Linked DNA regions of Mus musculus: region 2 is linked to region 1. The links are chromatin loops, found by intact Hi-C in ENCODE. Cell type or tissue: heart. All regions are shown on one strand.

Region 1 (8,000 bases):
CAGCACCGTGCACAGGCGGAGGGAGAGAAGCGGCTTCACAGAGCTTTCTTCTGACATCTCCATATGTGCCAAGACATAGATCAGATGCACACATACCGACAGTAAAAATACTCTACACCTGTACGAGTTAAATCTTGGCTAAATGCAAACACTTGAAGATTTAAAACATCTTCAACATGTTTCAGATTACAAAATCAATTTTTATTTTATAATCACCAGTGCGGAGAATGCCGCTTCATATAAATACATCATACAAAATGGCAGAAGAATGTTTAGGATTGTTTCAGAAATTGGAAATTCTAATCTAATCCCAAACTGCAGTTCATTTAACTTTTTTAAAAATCAAACTGAAGTCAGCAACTCAAACCACAAGTTTTATTCTTATTTTATTTTTATATGTTATTTTACTTTTCTATTGCTCTAATAAGACACCATGACCGAGGCAACTTATGAAAGAAAGTATTTGATTGGGCTTATTATTCCATCAGTATTGGTACATGCCTTTAATTCCAGCCCTCGGGAGACAAACCGGTGAACTTCTGTGAGTTCAAGGCCAGGCTGATCTAAATAACGAATACCAAGACAGCCAAGACTACAAAGTGAGACCATTGAGGATATCGAGGAAGGGACCTAATTTAAAAAAATTAAAATAAGAAATTTGTTGTTTCAACTAAATTAATGAATTAAAATCATGCTATTCCAATCGGTAACTTGACCATAATCAAGTCTTTGAAAGTCATGCTCGTGTTCAGTATCTCCGTGATTCTCAACTAACAAAGACTGCGATCTACTCATGTGAGACGGCTGTTACATTTCCCCACATTGTACTGACAAGGTGGCACCTTCTAGTTACAGGCTTCCTAGTGCTTCCCCCAGTTACCCACTTTCATGCCTCTGCAGAACTAAACATCCTTAATAACTCAGGGCAGAACTCATTTGGAGCTTCAATTTTCTACTTGCAGTTGGCAAACTTTCCTGAAATATCCTCACATCTTACAACATCCTAGATATTTAAATCCATAATATCTGCTGTAAACTGTACAGTTTACTAGAGATGAAATGTGTATCCTATTGCCTGTTAAGTTTGACGACAATCCAGGTGGCTAAGCCTCCCAATAGCAACTTGTACACAGAAGCAGCAAAGGGTTCCCAGATATCAAACCCACAGTGTAGTCCTGTCCTTCATCATGAAACTTATAACACGATCCTAAACAGTGCTTACAGCTCTTTCCTGTAAGATTGTTCCTTGACTTCAAAGGCATAATTTTGGGTAGCCCAAGACTACAAAGAAGTTATAAAAAAAGAAACAAATTTCACTTTACATTGGTTAATCTCTTCCCTTCTGTTTAAATAGTTATCAGCAGTTTAAGCTGGGGCTTTGCTGCTGTCTTCAGAAATAAGACCCACACACAATATAGAAGTTTAAAATGTGAGTAGTCAACCTTATGTGATTGTCACTGTTCTAGCTCTTAAATATTAACCAAATCACTATGTTCCTTGGTCGGAGCTCACCACTCCTGGGGCTAAGGAGATGACTCGATAAGTGCATACTTAGTTACCCGTGCTTAACCTTCGAGCTTGACAGCCCAAGTTCTGATCCCCAGATCCTAGATGAAAGTGGTACAAAATGAATGCCAGCAGGCTCTGAAGGAAGCAGTGGCTGGAAACAGGAGAGTCTCCAGAATATGTGAAGGCCGGCTAACCTGGCTTACTCAGTAGTCAAGAGACTTTGACTCAAACGAGGTACAAAGGTAAGGACACATACCTCACCCTATCCACCTTCTGACCTACACACGTCTGCACCCATGAATACAAACACACCCATCCATTCCTCCACTCCCCACCCAACTCTAGCTCTCGCTCTCATTCTTATACACACACAAACACACACAAAAATATTTAAACTTTAAAACAAAATTTTAAGTTCCCCAGTCCCATCCAAAGCTCCAGCAGAGAGGACAGGATCAGCTGTGCATACTCAAAGTTTTAGGGGAGAATTGAAGACTTTCTTCTACAATTTCTGCTCTTGGGTACCCTAATCTGACTTTAGTTCCTTCCCTACCCACAAACTGGTAAAACTTTGCTGCAAAAACATGTTCTGTCTCCAAATACTTGGGTAAAAGACAAGGTAAGAACTCACCAAAGTTTATAACACCCAGAGCTACCACAAGAAATGTCAAACGATGAAACTGCAGATGAAGCTGAACCACAGACGATGGGAAATTGCCATGAGAAGGCAATTATAAATTGTCATAAAGCATCAGTGTTCACTAGCCACATCTTATCTAAGAGCCTTCCTCCATAACTCAAGCTAACACCAATGCGGTACATTGCCACTCTATACTGGGTAGATAGAGAGAGGCAGAGCAGCCAGCTCCAGGAAGCCATCCCTACTATAATAATCTTCATCATCTCACTACTTCTGCTTCATGAGTCATCCTTTTGTGAGGCCTACAAGATGATCAACTAATAGCCAGGCCAATATCAGAACTTCTAAGGCTAAAGAACTCTATTGAAATTACAGTTAAAACCTTCACCAAAACAAAACCCATCAAACAAGCTTGTGCTCTAGGGCCCAACTTCCAGCCAATAGACTTGACACTCTGGCATCAGCTTCATAGTCTATTAGCCTGTTTGCACTTATTAAAGCTCATAGGATTTCAAGAAAAGTACCTATTTATAAAACGTTATAAAATGACTGAGGTTTTAAGTGCAGAGTCTGCCTACTTGCTGCTTTTACAGTCCCAGGTTTTTCCAATTTGTAAAGTGCCTAATCAGTTTTATGTAGAATATACCTCTCAGTACATACACAGTAATACTATTTAACATGAGCGTTACTACTGCTTCTTACATGACTGTAGTCAGAGGACAGGAATCGGAAGAGGTGAGACCTGTTATTTGTTTGGCAGTACTGAGGACTGAACCCAGGTCCCTCCATGCTCGGTAAGTGCTCCACCACTAAGCTCTTGGTCCATCCTAGTCTCATAGCTTCCTAATGTGAAGCCCTTAAAAACCCTGTGCTGTGCTGTCACTTCCTGTAATACTACCTCCAAAAGAATCACAAAGGTATAGGGGTGGGGGAGACAAAAGGTTCTAAAAGATGCCACATAAAGTACTAACATCTCTGGAATAGGGAATCTTACAAACCTCCACATTAAGCACACACACACACACACACACACACACACACACACCATCCCTTACCTTGGAAGCGCAATCCCTCCAGGTAAATGTAACTCTCTGCTTGGCAATTCTGAACTGCTATGTCAAACCAAACACAAATGCCAAAAGACTATTTGTCTGACCTTCTTGCCTATTACAGAAATCTGTCTGACCTTATCACCACAGAAAGAGGATCCAATTTACCACACTCCTCCACTCTGAATGCCCTGGCTACTAGAATTAAGTGATCTCTTTTCTGGACTCCCATCTCATGTCTAATAGCAGCTAGTTAAATGCCTTCACAGATAACAAGCTGCAAAAACTCAAACAGCAAGCAAATCTCCACAGGGACATGAGGCTCGCCTATGGAAGACACTAGGTCCATGGCAAACTAAAACACTGCAGTAAGAGCTCACCAAAGGAGAGGTTAGAATCTCACTACTTTTCCAGATGTCTAACTTTCTGAGAAACACCACCTTGCATCACTACACAGTCCCGAGACTGCCCTATACCTCAGTAGTTTATCCTACTAGTCTCAGCAGGTAAGTAGAGAATGCCATATTGAGACCTGGGATGATCTAAGGCACAAAATGATATAAGGAGTCCAAAGGAAAGCTTGTGGAAATGGTCCTTCACCTTACCATGCTGTGCTCCCTAGCAACCTACAATCTGTCACTTTGATAATTAGTAGAAACTAGAGATGAAAAGTGGCACTTTAGAGTAAGCCTGGAGAAACTTCCAGCACAATTATTTACTCCATAGTGAGCTCTTTTTCCTTAATACCATACTTAAAATGTATGTTCCAAAGCAAGCTCATTTTAAACTGTGGCCTAGCTGTCCCGTTAATTTGAAACATAAGGCTGACTATCTAATCACTGCACTAATTGTTACTGTAACATCTTCTCTGGAGCCTTGGAGAGAGCCCTGAATCCCAGACAGTTCTGAACACTGATCATTTTCTCCCTGCAACATTACTGTCAATGAGTGTAACCAAACAGCTGTAAAGAAGGTACTTAGAACCACACTTTAATAAGTTAAAAGGCAGGCATGGTGGCATACCCTGTAATCCCAACACCTGAAAAGTGGAAGCAAGAGACTGATGATAACAAATTACATAGTGAAAGCTTGTCTCAAAGAGAGTAATCAACAAAAACTATTTTGACATAAATTCACTAATTACAATATTATATCTTTCCTATATTATGTATCCTGGTTGACCAAAAATAATCATGAGGTAAATTATGTATGTGGATAAGAAATAATATAAAGAATACAACCCTTTTGAGGGCTTTATAGATGAACATGTAACTGTTACTATTATCTGTAGTACAGTGTACCTCAAGAGCTTTTTAGTTTTTTAATATAAACCTGTCATATTTACTTATATCCTATTGTACATGTCACTTTAATAGTTTTAAAATTAGAATTCTAGTGTCCTTCTGTTGTAAAAATATCAGTGTTTCCAAAGTTATCCTTTAAGAACAGTACAATTCTAAAATTCTGTGAATTAAACAGCTGAAAATAATTCTGTCTTCTGAAAGGACACTCTCAAGGAGCTCAATGTGTGCGAGCAGAGCCATCTACTGGATGGAGTGTAGTATTACAAAGCACAACTGCTGGGTTGACATGGGTAAAAGTCTAGGACACTAGTTCCTAAAGTTCAAAAAAAAAAAAACCTCTTTAACAGGAGACTCTGTTTAACAAAGTAGGGCTGACATGTAAAAACAGAGCAGGGACTTCCAACCCTAGATTTAGTTGAAGAAGGGGCTGTGTTAAATTAGCCTGGGGAGCAGAAGCCCTGACCCTGGGTTGGGAGAAGGTGCAATGAGAAGGAAGTGTCAGCATCTTCCATCCTTCTCTTGGAGACATTGGTGAGCAAGAACAGTGATTAATGGCACTGAGAAATGAAAAGGACTGGGTTAGAGAGACCTGAATCGTTCTGTTCATAAGGACATAGTTTATGTGCTCATTTGATACATACTCTTTAAGCATGACTTTACTTAAAAACGCAAAAAGAATACATTTGATCTTTTACTACCAGTCAGTAAGAGCTGAGTTCCTAGGTCCTGTGGGCTTTCACTAGCCGAGTCCTAGATTGGTCCAGTCTAGGAAACAAAAGCCCAGTGTCAGGTCCCAACTTTCTCCCCTCAAAGGGGCATGGGTGTCCATAGAATCGAGGTAGGAAGTAGAGCTCTCCAAGGCCTCTCTCTGTGGTAGAGACTCCCAGTCTTGACAGCAGTTTATCTGCTAAGTTTGGAGTAACAGGCTGAAGCAAAGTTCCAAACACTCGCAAGCACTCCAAGGCTACGTGAAGCACGGTACCCAGCCAGGGAGCATCCTCAGGGCTCTCCCAGTTCAATTTCCATGGTGCGTGCCTTTGGACGAAACCATTAGTTTGCCGAACACAGCTGGATACCGCCTCCAGAGCCTTATAGATCTGAAAGTCATTATAATAGCCCGCTACCAGTTTGGGTAAAGTGGCCACTGCAGTTACAAGCGCATAGTCTTCTGCCTGCACACGAACTGACGGCCCCGTTAACCCTGGCTCACTGGGGAAACAGGCAGCACAGAAAGATGGGTAGGTTCCAGAAGGATTTATTCTGTAGGCAGTGCACCGGTTTAAAAGCCCTCCTAAGGCATCTGCCAGCTCGGAGTCCAGCAATTTAACCACCTTTTCATCATAGTAATCGCAGTCCCAATTGGGAACGCCCTGCCGAAGGAGAAAGTAGCGAAAGCCATCCACAGTATAGCGATCAAGGCAAGTCCTGGGATCCACCACGTTGCCCAAGCTTTTGGACATTTTTTGGCCACTCACCGTCCAGTGCGAGTGGACATAGATGCGATGTGGTGGCCTCAATCCTGCCCCTAGGAGAAGGGCAGGCCAATAAATAGCATGAAATTTGAGAATGTCCTTACCTATGATATGAGAGGTGGCTGGCCACCAAGACTTGAAATCTGCATCTGGGTAGCCAACTACAGTGAGGTAGTTGACCAGGGCATCCAGCCACACGTAGATGGTCTGCGAGTCGTCCCCGGGAACTGGTATGCCCCAGTGCAGATGGCTACTCCTTCGAGAAACGGACAAGTCGGGCAGCTCCTCCTCCAGCCACTGAAGAACTGCCTGGTGGAACGGTTCCGGTGTGATTGCCTGAGGATTGTTTCCAAGCCACCGCTGGAGTGGTTCTCGAAACTGAGAAAGCTTGAAAATGTAATTTTCTTCCTTCGTCCAGGAGACAGGATGTCCGCTCTCGAGAGACACGGGACAGGGATCCCCGGACGGACCCACCTGCCGAGTAACCTTGGCCTCCGGCAAGAAGCACTCATCCGAGGCACAATACCACCCTTCATAGATCCCTTTGTAAAGCAGACCCCGGGCCTCCAGCACACCCCAGAAATGCTGCACCGCTACTCGGTGCCGAGCCTCCGTGGTGCGGATGAAGTCCGTGGAAGAGATGTCAGCCTCCCGGAAAAGCTGCAAAAACTGGGCAGACACTCGATCGCACAGCTCGATCGGGGCCAAGCCGGCGGTGGCTGCCGCCTGCTGGATCTTCAGGCCGTGCTCATCCGTGCCGGTGGAAAACCGCGTGGACGCAGAGCCGGGAACTCGGAGACGACGGTGGCGGCACAGGGCGTCGGCCAGTAGCGCCGAGTACAGGTGCCCGATGTGCGGCGCGGCGTTCACGTAGAAGATAGGTGTGGTGAAGTAGGCCCGCGCTTCCCCGGCGTCGCCACTAGCGCTCGGCGAGCACGAACCGTAGCGGCGACAGCCGCGGCCGAACCGGGTGCGCGTCAACACCCAGCGAGCACACTGCCGCAGCATGGTGACAGCCGGCCCCAGCACTGGAGGCGGTGTTCCCGAGCACGGGAAAGGGCGCGTGCGCAGCTGGACGGTACCGCCGCTTCCGGCGCGGAAGCCAATGAACGGCAAGCGTTGACTCCTGCGGCCCCGCCCGCAACTCCCCCGCCTCCACCGGTTTCCTGCAGCGCGCAGGGGCGGGTGGCCGGCGGGAGTTTTTGAGTAGTCGGCTAGTGGGTTCCGTGTCAGGGCAGTTGGGGAAAGAAGAGCGTATCCCGGGTGTTGTGCAGTTTTACTCTTTGAGATCTGTTCTGGATCTGAACTGAACTGATCGGTTCTGGACTGAACTTGTTGGCAAGATTTTTATATTGAGGTATTTTCCAAACTCATTAACTGTCAAAGCAGGGCACAAATCCGGCCTCTTGGTATCCTCTAGTCAACATAGAAAAACCATTTAAGGTTTGTCTCAGAATCTAAATAAATCTGAAAGAAAGGAAAATAATTTCACAAAGCGCTTTAAGGAACGATAAGCACTGGCAGAAAAGGAAATGACGTGTCTGAACATGTTGCTGAGCCTTAAGGATTGATTTGAGAACTCATCCAGGGACTGGAGTGCGGAGTCACAGGTGTGCAGATAAGGAAACATTAACTTTCAGCTTTATTGTACAAAACAAGTCACAATTTTCTCCTCTAATAGTCTTGAAATTCTTCCAAGACTGAGCTTTGAGAATGAAATCCTAATTTTTAGCAGGAGAGAATTTTAAAATCCCAAATTTTTATTATTAATCCTTGGCTCACTGCATATTTTCTCATCCACAACTGGCCTCCCCACCCCCATTTAATTTAAACAGTGTATATATGCACATACTAAAATGAGATTGGAACACCTATAAACCCTCACCCAACCTAAGTACTGTTAGTGATTCTCAAAGAATGGTCCCCAAAGCAGCATGAGACACACCAGGAACTTAGACATCTGAGGCCCATTCCCTACCTGCTGAGGCAGAAACTGGGATCTCAGACCAGCAATCTAAGCTTTACT
Region 2 (8,000 bases), 1.7 Mb before region 1:
CTCAAAGAGCAGCTTGTCCTGCCGGGAATTGGAGCAAGTCCCCTGAAGGGGATGTAGGACGACAGCCAGTATTTTCAAGAGCCTGGGCGGCCAGCCGCGCTGCAACTGTAAGACGTGATTCTATTTGACTTTCCAAATCAAAGTGCATTGATTGGCGCCTAAAGAGTTCACGGCACATAACTGTCTTAATTAAACCTGCTATAAACAGACACATCACTTCTTGCACAGAAAACTTGGGGAAATGGCAGAGGGTCTGGCCGAAACCAGGCTAGAGCGATGCTCTTAAAAAAAAAAAAAAAAAAAAAAAAAAAAAAAAGCGCAAAGCAGGCAAAACCAGAAAAAAGAATAAAAGTGGATTTTCTGCATCCTCAGAAAACAGATGAACCGAAACCAAAACTCGGGATAACAGGGAGTTATGAAGGACAGCCAGGTTCTCAGTGCAGTACTGCTGGGACCCAAGTGCAGAGTAGGGGACCAGTAGTGGACAGCCTAGAGGGCAGGTTGAGGAGACAGAGGTGCCTAGCACTAAGGCTCCAGGTTGCCCTCATTAGGCCCTGTACTTTTCTTCTTAGTCCTTCCAACTTTGCCTGGCACTTCCTCAAAATCACACACCAGCAGGAGAATACTCCATTCCTTGACAATGGCCGGCCAATGCAGAGAGAACAAAGATGACTCACACTGAGATCCTTGGACACAGGCACTGCACTGTCCTGGTTGCTGGAGAAGAAGGTGATGAGTGTTTTCAGGAACCTGATGGAGAGCCAATGGAAAGGAAAGTTGTTTGCCAGTAACCCTCTTTGAAGGTAGGAAGAAGAGATACAGGTACACAAGATCTTTTCAAGATGTGCTAGTGTTGTTGAGTGTACCTGAGTATCAGTGTGGCTGGGGCAATCTTCAAAGAGTGTGAAGGGTCAGCCCCCCCCTCCCGCCACCTCCCCCATGTTGCTGGCCTCTGGAGAAGGAGGCTGAGCCCAGTAGGTCAGCTAGATACCTCTTTCCTCTTGGAAAGTGAAGAGGGGTAGTTCTAATCTCTGAACTCTGGACATTACTGGGCAGAGGCAACCCTCAGCCGGCTTCAGGTCTCCCGGTCTAAAACCACAGGAACAAGGAAAACCTGTCAATTTCCTAGCAAACAGTGAAAAGGAAAAGTTTCCGCAGGATAGTGAAAACGTGGGAGATATGCACACACAGGTTTGGGTATGCTTCTGGTAACTTCAGAAGCCAACACTTTGCCCCCTGGAAAACTCAATCTCATTTCTTTTTCTCTGACCACTTAGTATCCGCTCCTATTAATAATACTGAGGCAAAAATGTTCTTCATTTCGTTTAAATGACACCTGTATATACTAGCTGTGCTGCCTTTGAAACAGATTTTAACTTCAGGTAAATTTCAGTATAACACATTTTCAAGTTGTTTTTAAGTCCAGTCTTTAAGTTCCATGTGTAAAAGAAGAAAAACAAAGCAAACAAGAAGCCCACTTGCTTAGTGAAAACCACTCCAGTTGTTTTTACTTTCCAAGATTTTTGTATGGATTGAAACTACTGTAAAGACACTAATTAATTGACTATAAGCAATTCTTGTACACGGAACAATCTTCTCTATCCTAAAAATTAAACCTTAATACATGGACAGGAAAATATCTACTGTTGCAAAAAAAATGCTCGAAATAGAAGTAGAAATAAAATTTTAAATTGTATTATGGAGTAGACTTTTATTAAAACCAAATTATCACTAAAATCTACGATTCTGAACACAGTGAAAATTAGTTAAAAGGCAATATTAAGGAAACATTGCCGTTTTCTTAAACTGTGACACAAAAATGGTAAAGTGTTTCCTCTTCTATTTTTCTTGTGCTTTTTTTTTTTCTCTTCCGAAATAACCACTGTTCACCTCTCAAAACTCTCCACTCCTGAGCGCAAATCATGATTGTTCTGTATGCTAAGTGCTTTGAAAACGAACAAAACAAACACCTTCCTTACATTCACACTCACACTACACAAATGCACACCACGTAGCCACTCCGTTTTTGAAAACATGGAGAAGAGTGGGAGAGAGGGAGAGAGGGAGAGCGGGAGAGAGGGGAGGGAGGGAAGGAGAGAGAGAGAGAGAGAGAGAGAGAGAGAGAGAGAGAGAGAGAGAGAGAGAGAGAGAGAGAGAGAGAAGCATAGGTAACCAACAAACCCAATTACTAAGCTTTATTGATACTAAAAGGAAAAGTTCCCCTCGTAAAATTTCTCTGAGCTTATTAGTTATTTAAATCAGCCCCGGGGCTGGACCTGCGACGCCTAGGGCACCTTCCTTGGCTCTTGGAGGTGAGCGGCCAGCATCGGCGCCTCGTTGACCCACCACTTCTCACTAGGGACTGAGCAAGAGGGGCGAAGGCAAGCGCAGAGAGCTGAGGTGAGCCACTTGGCCGGGACTGTGAGGCTTGGCAGGGTAAGATTGTCACGGGTACCAGGTATCAGAAATGAACAGACCTCTGCTGCTGCTGAGGCTGTTGGAGAGCAGGCCAAGTTGTCGCGGAGAGCCGCAATTCAACCCTCCCGACTGCAGAGATATATTTTGGGTGGCACTGGTCACTGGTTCCAAAGACCCAGATCTGGCCCGGAGAGGAACTTGCACGTTCGGGTGTCCAGGGCATGCTCCTGTTATAATTAGGGTGGGCATTAGGTGAATTCACACCTTTCTGAGTAGGCTATTTATTCCCTTCAATTGCTGGCAGTTCCACTGTGTGCGAGTGAGGGGATGGGTAGAGGTGGGTAGAGAATTTAATTTATTAAACAACACCACCACCCTTCCTAGCAAAGCATTCTAAGCCACGTCTTAATGCGACTCCAGACCGGCGCCAGGAGACGCCAAGCTCTGCTGGGCTTGTCCTCAGGACGCGGAGGGAAGGCACCCACCGTGCATGAAGAGGACAGAGTCCCGGGATGCAGAGTCTCTGTCACCCGGACTTTAGTTCAGACTACAAGCCTAACTGGACTAAGCGAGTGCCTGGTGGGCTTCCTGTGACCCTGAAAAAAGTGAAAGCGCCATCCAAGGAAGTATTCTAAGCAGTCCCTGGGCAATTTGGTCCGCAGGATACACTGACTACGCGCCTTCTCTGTGGTTCCAGTAAGTGCCTAGACTTTGCGTCCTGGCTTGAACAACTCTGTGAAGTTCTAGCCTAGCAGCGAAGTCGCAGTGAGCTCCGGCGACTGCTCCGGTTAGGGCTGCCTGGCATCCGACGGCCTGAACTCCCCTGCCCGGGCTAGGGTGGTGTGGATCGGCCTGCCAAGAAGTTTGGGATGCTGGTGGAATGTCATGTCTTGCTCTTTTTAGGTGTAGTTTTCAACACAAGCGTCTGGGCGCAACTGCAGGCAAGGATGTTTTGCATACGCGGTCACAGTTTGGTGTTGAGTAGTCTGATGGTGTCCTGGACTGGGCACCGCACCCGCTCCACTCCTCTTTAACCTGAGGATTCCGGCGCTGCGGAAGGGTTCGCTCCAGCCAGCGCAGCCGGTTTCAGCCGCAGCCCACGCGGTGGCGCTGTAGGGAGGCATCGCCTCGACTCTGGGCGGGGACCCCTGGCAGTGACCTGGTCTTGGAGGTGGAGGGACCTTGGTCACTATTCTTGGCCTCTAGATCTTCGCTTTAGGCCTGAATTTCTCGGCCTCGCTAGGTGTTTCCCGGAGAAAAACAGCGCAGCCCCAAGATCGGGACGAAAGGCCGCGGCGGTTCCTTTGGCCTTTTCTCCCTCCTGCCTTGTTAATTTCCATCATTTGCTGTAGATTTCTACGCATAGACTACAATAACTAGGCAGTCATTTTCTCGTTGCTACGGAAGGAAATTACCCATTAAGGCATTGAAAAAAAAAATCCGTCGATCCCAGGAGCCCCGGCGTTGGGTATATTTATGCCATGCGTCGCCAGCGAAGTCCCCTGCCTTTCCCGGATTTCCCACATGGTGACCAGGAATCTGACAACCAAATGAGCCCAAGGACTCTCCCAGCTCTGAAACCTGTCTCCTCACTACTCTCTCTCTAGAAAGCAGAGCCACACCAGACGCCCATCTCTGTCGCCTAGGCTCTCTGACAGAAAGCTACAGGTTACAGGTCTTCCCTGGCACAATTGATGGAGTAACGCTTGGCACTCCCCCCACCCCTTGGGCTTTGGCCTCGGTGTGTTGTCCTGAACTCCAGCTCCCAGACACCTTGGTAGCTCTCGTGAACTAGTTGCCCACCACCCTACCAGTCTCATCTCTGACCAGGCCTCACAGGCACGTTCCTCTCCAGATTCTAGGAGAATCCCACCATGTCCTAGGCTGTCCTACCGCCCCCCCCCCCAGGACCCTAGAGCGGCCAGGGCAACTAACTGCGAGTCGTATTATCTTTGCCTGGTGCGGGTTGTGATGCCAACGAGGAAGCTGGGTAATAACGAAGCAGCCTGCTGCTGCGCTCTGGTCAGTCCCCAGAGCAGTCTGAGAAAGTTGGCTTAAACTCATTCTAGAGGAGCTGCCCCAAGGCCCGTCCGGGTTCCCCAGTCTCCTGGCCTCCAGCTCCTTGCCCACTTGACTCGCTGGATTTGCAATCTAAATGCAGAGGCAGTATGAGGTCTTTTAAAGTGTTAGTCGCCTAACTTTCCACGGGACAGTCCGAGACCAAAATTGGCATAGGCACCCTTAGTAAGAAATAAGTCCCTCTCGTTCCCCACTTCCCGCCCCTAGAGGGGCCAGCTCCAGGAGAAGCATTTGGCCCGTCTTGATTCCTAGAAACCGTCCCTTCGAAGGCTTTTAAGGTGGCGGTTTCCATGAAGTTTGAAATGAGTGCCCTGGGGTGGAGAGAGAGAGAGAGAGAGAGAGAGAGAGAGAGAGAGAGAGAGAGAGAGAGAGAGAGAGAGAGAGAGAGAAGCAGCACAAACTTTCAGCGCTCTAAAAGAGGCAGCGCACTTTTGGAAGTGCCTCTGAGAGCCAGAGAGGCTGGGGGTAAATGCTGGGCCTTCAGAGATCGTGGCCGAAAAGACGCAAAGCGGCGTCCTACCAGGGCTGGCGGGCCTAGGTGGTCTAAGGCTAGCACACAACCTAAGCCGACTTGGGCAGAGGACCCGCACAGCCAAAACCGCAGAGGCAACAGGAGAAATCAAACACCATTGTCATTAAAAGTGCAAAACAGGCCTTAAGAGGACAAAGGCCTGGGTAGAAAGAAAAGCAGTCTAGCAAGCGAGGGAAACTGTGGCACTTAACCCCAGCCTGCAAAGTCCCAGTGTTTTGTTGTTGTTGCTTAAAAATAATAATAACAGTGTGATTGTGAAAGACAGGCGGCCTTTGACTACCTAAGGTAAGGTGGGAATTTTAGGGCTAGGAGAATCCGAGAAAAGTTTGAGTAGATCTCCCTCAAAAAACGGAGGTCTGAAACAACCTACAACCCCCCCCCCCCACCACCACACGCACATACACACAACTTTATTTTCTGAGCACAGAGGTAGCTCATTCTCAATCTGGTGTGTGTGTGGGGTGAGGAGGAGTTTTGAATCAAAGTATTTTAAAAGGCAAATGTACTTATACCATTTAAAAAAGTATGATTGTTTCAAAAATTGTTTGGAAATAAACCGTCGTGGGAAATACAAAAATGAAACCAAACAGTTTTTTGAATCATCATCAAATATATTTATTCACTGTTTTTAAAAATGAAAATGACAAATGTTTTAAAAGTGTTATTTCAAATATAAATTACTGTAGCAATTAGAAGTGTTTGAAAATATTTGCTTTAGCTGAAATGAAGTTAACAAAACTGGATTGGGAAAAACATGTCACTTGAAACAGAAAAGGCCTTTATCCGGGTCAAAACTACAGGGAAAAATTCACACTGGGTATGCATGGCAAAACTTTCTAGAATTCTCCTTTTATGAAACGAGAGAAATTTGAAAATGCTCTACTAAAAATAAATCTGCCAACATTCAAAGTACACTTTTGGTAATGACATCAAATTACACATTGTCATGTATATTAAATGTAATTTGTTTAATTTTTAAAATGTAATTTTAAATAATTTAGAATTACTTGTTCCAAATGGTAGATTTTCTTTACATTATCAAAAATAGACAAAAGAAATAATGAATTTGAAAGGGTGTAGAATCTAGCCACAGTGCACATTTAATTGAACTTAATTGTATGCTTTATTTAAATAGACTTTCTCTTTTTAAAAATAACTTAGTATCAATAGTTCCCCTCAAAGCATAATAAAATATGTACACTTTATAAAATATTAACCGATTAAACAATACTGCCGTGTTGTTTATAAGAGTTGTAGCTGAAGTTCATAATTATACTGTTGACACACGCCAGTGAGGTTAGCGAAGAGATCCTTAGCAAAACGCAAATGACGATTTTCCGACAGTGATTTTTATAAAATAGCTAATTAATGACAGGATAGAATCGTTCCAACCATCGCATCATCAGATATAATAATAGTGACGAATCAGACAAAAAAGATCCCCACTAAACGATTTGCATTTTTTTCCAGAAGTCCTCAAGTCCTAATATCATCAATTCTTCTTAGTTCGTGGACATTGGGCCGGAGGTGGATTCTGTAGTTCCAACACCAAGGTAAGAAAGAAAACGGGGTGGGAGGGGGGGGTTTAATACAGTTAGTATATAAATAAAATATATGCATTTCCAATTTAAAAAGCAGGCTTAGTTTGACAGCGATAGCTAAGTTTTTGAAACACCCCTTTTCATTTCGATATGCTATAACATTGTTCTTTTTTAAAGTTTGTAAATCAAACTTACAGTTTCTTTCTTTCATTGCTTTAAAAAAAAAAAAAAAAAACCAAAAACCAAAAAACAACCTTTCAGCTACCTTCAAGGGCTGATTTTACTTGAGCCACTTTGCTTTCACGGGCTTGGAATTTTCTTTAGCCCCTTTGGCTGGGCATGTTCGTGGGAGCACGGAATTTGGGGGAAGAAAAAAACAGGGAAAAGAAAAAGGCTTCCTAAAACTGCGGTGGCTCTCTGGAGGATTACTACCCTGCCAGGCTCGACTCGGCTCGGCAGGGCTCCCCTTGCCGCCTGGGGCTTCTGGTGAAGTTGGTGGGCGGCTCCTTTGAGTGGGACTCACCGAGGTCTGGGCACCGAGATTTAGGCCAGGGACAGGTTTCGTTTCGGGGACCCTCTTTCTTTTAGAAGCCCTTAGGCTTCCCTGGCCGTGGGTTTGCGACTCTTGGGGCGTTGTGGGGTCAAGGGGGTAGGCTACCAAGCAAGTGGACAGCAGCCCAGTCTCCAGCGCTACTCTCAGATTCAATCTCCACTGGCCCAGCTCAAGGCCAGGATTTAGAGAATTGCCTCGAGCGCGTTTCCCGAAACCGAATTTAGTTTGGCCCTCTGGCGCCGCCGTACAGTCAATACTTCTTAAGGGGGACTAGTGGCTCAGGCAACCGGTGGAAGCCGAGTCCTTGGGGTCCTGGGGAACTGGAGGGAAAGCCCCGGTGCACAGAAGGGACAAGAGATGCCGCCGGCTCAAGGGGCATCTCTGGCCGGAAGGCCGGAGAGGACTGGTTCATATTTTCTCCTTTGAGGTTCCAGGGGCTGACAGAAGCCGGACGCGGCAGGCACCTCGCCGGGGCCGCGGCCCCTGCCCACGTGCTATTTTTTTTTTTTTTTTAAGGAGGTCCGCGCCCATGCCGAATGGCCAAGACAAAAGCGCGGCCGGCAGCGGGGTTTTGGCGGGCAGTCACCGCGCCACCTTAAACAAGTAAAGCTGCGCGAGCCGAAAGGCTAGGGCCGCGGGAGTCCGCAAAAGTTTGTGGCTCCTAAGCCTTAGAAGGACCAGCTAGGGACTCATCGGCGCGGCCTCGCTCGGGGCGGAGAGGCTAGGTCCCCACGGCTCAGCTCTGCTCGCGCCGAACTCGGTCCTCAGCCGCTGAGGGTCTTCGGGAGCCCCAGTGCTGCAACCCGAGGGGCGCGCAGCTTCAGCGCCCCGGCCGGCACAGTGTTCTGGCCTCCGGGCAGCTCGGGCTGCGCCGCTC

The links. Hi-C counts contacts between places; a loop is a spot of excess contacts. Peaks named below come from ENCODE experiments on the same cell type or tissue, not always from the same donor. Only the 100,000 strongest peaks of a DNase experiment are listed, where the experiment ranks them.
Region 2: it touches region 1 in a loop (3-fold over the local background); 5 of 42 quality-filtered maps call a loop at or near these places.

The regions. Positions count from the first base shown.
Region 1 is chr1:55,236,222-55,244,221 of GRCm38, reverse strand. Mars2 (methionine-tRNA synthetase 2 (mitochondrial)) reads right to left here and starts at 7,045. Exons shown (of 1, transcript NM_175439.3): 1 at 4,164-7,045. The coding sequence starts at 6,982. The coding sequence ends at 5,222. It also overlaps a transcript of Boll not described here. In heart, CTCF peaks have their summits at 4,746 (motif pointing left) and 7,013; DNase peaks (open chromatin) are centred at 6,111, 6,471 and 7,061; H3K4me3 peaks cover 2,864 bases; H3K27ac peaks cover 1,861 bases.
Region 2 is chr1:56,972,821-56,980,820 of GRCm38, reverse strand. It overlaps 9130024F11Rik (RIKEN cDNA 9130024F11 gene), which reads right to left. Exons shown (of 2, transcript NR_024326.1): 2 at 5,625-6,563. It also overlaps a transcript of Satb2 not described here. Among named protein-coding and RNA genes, the nearest start is that of 9130024F11Rik, 5.4 kb to the right of the region's middle. In heart, a CTCF peak has its summit at 3,518; DNase peaks (open chromatin) are centred at 3,490 and 7,360; H3K4me3 peaks cover 3,651 bases; H3K27ac peaks cover 1,028 bases; H3K27me3 peaks cover 4,428 bases.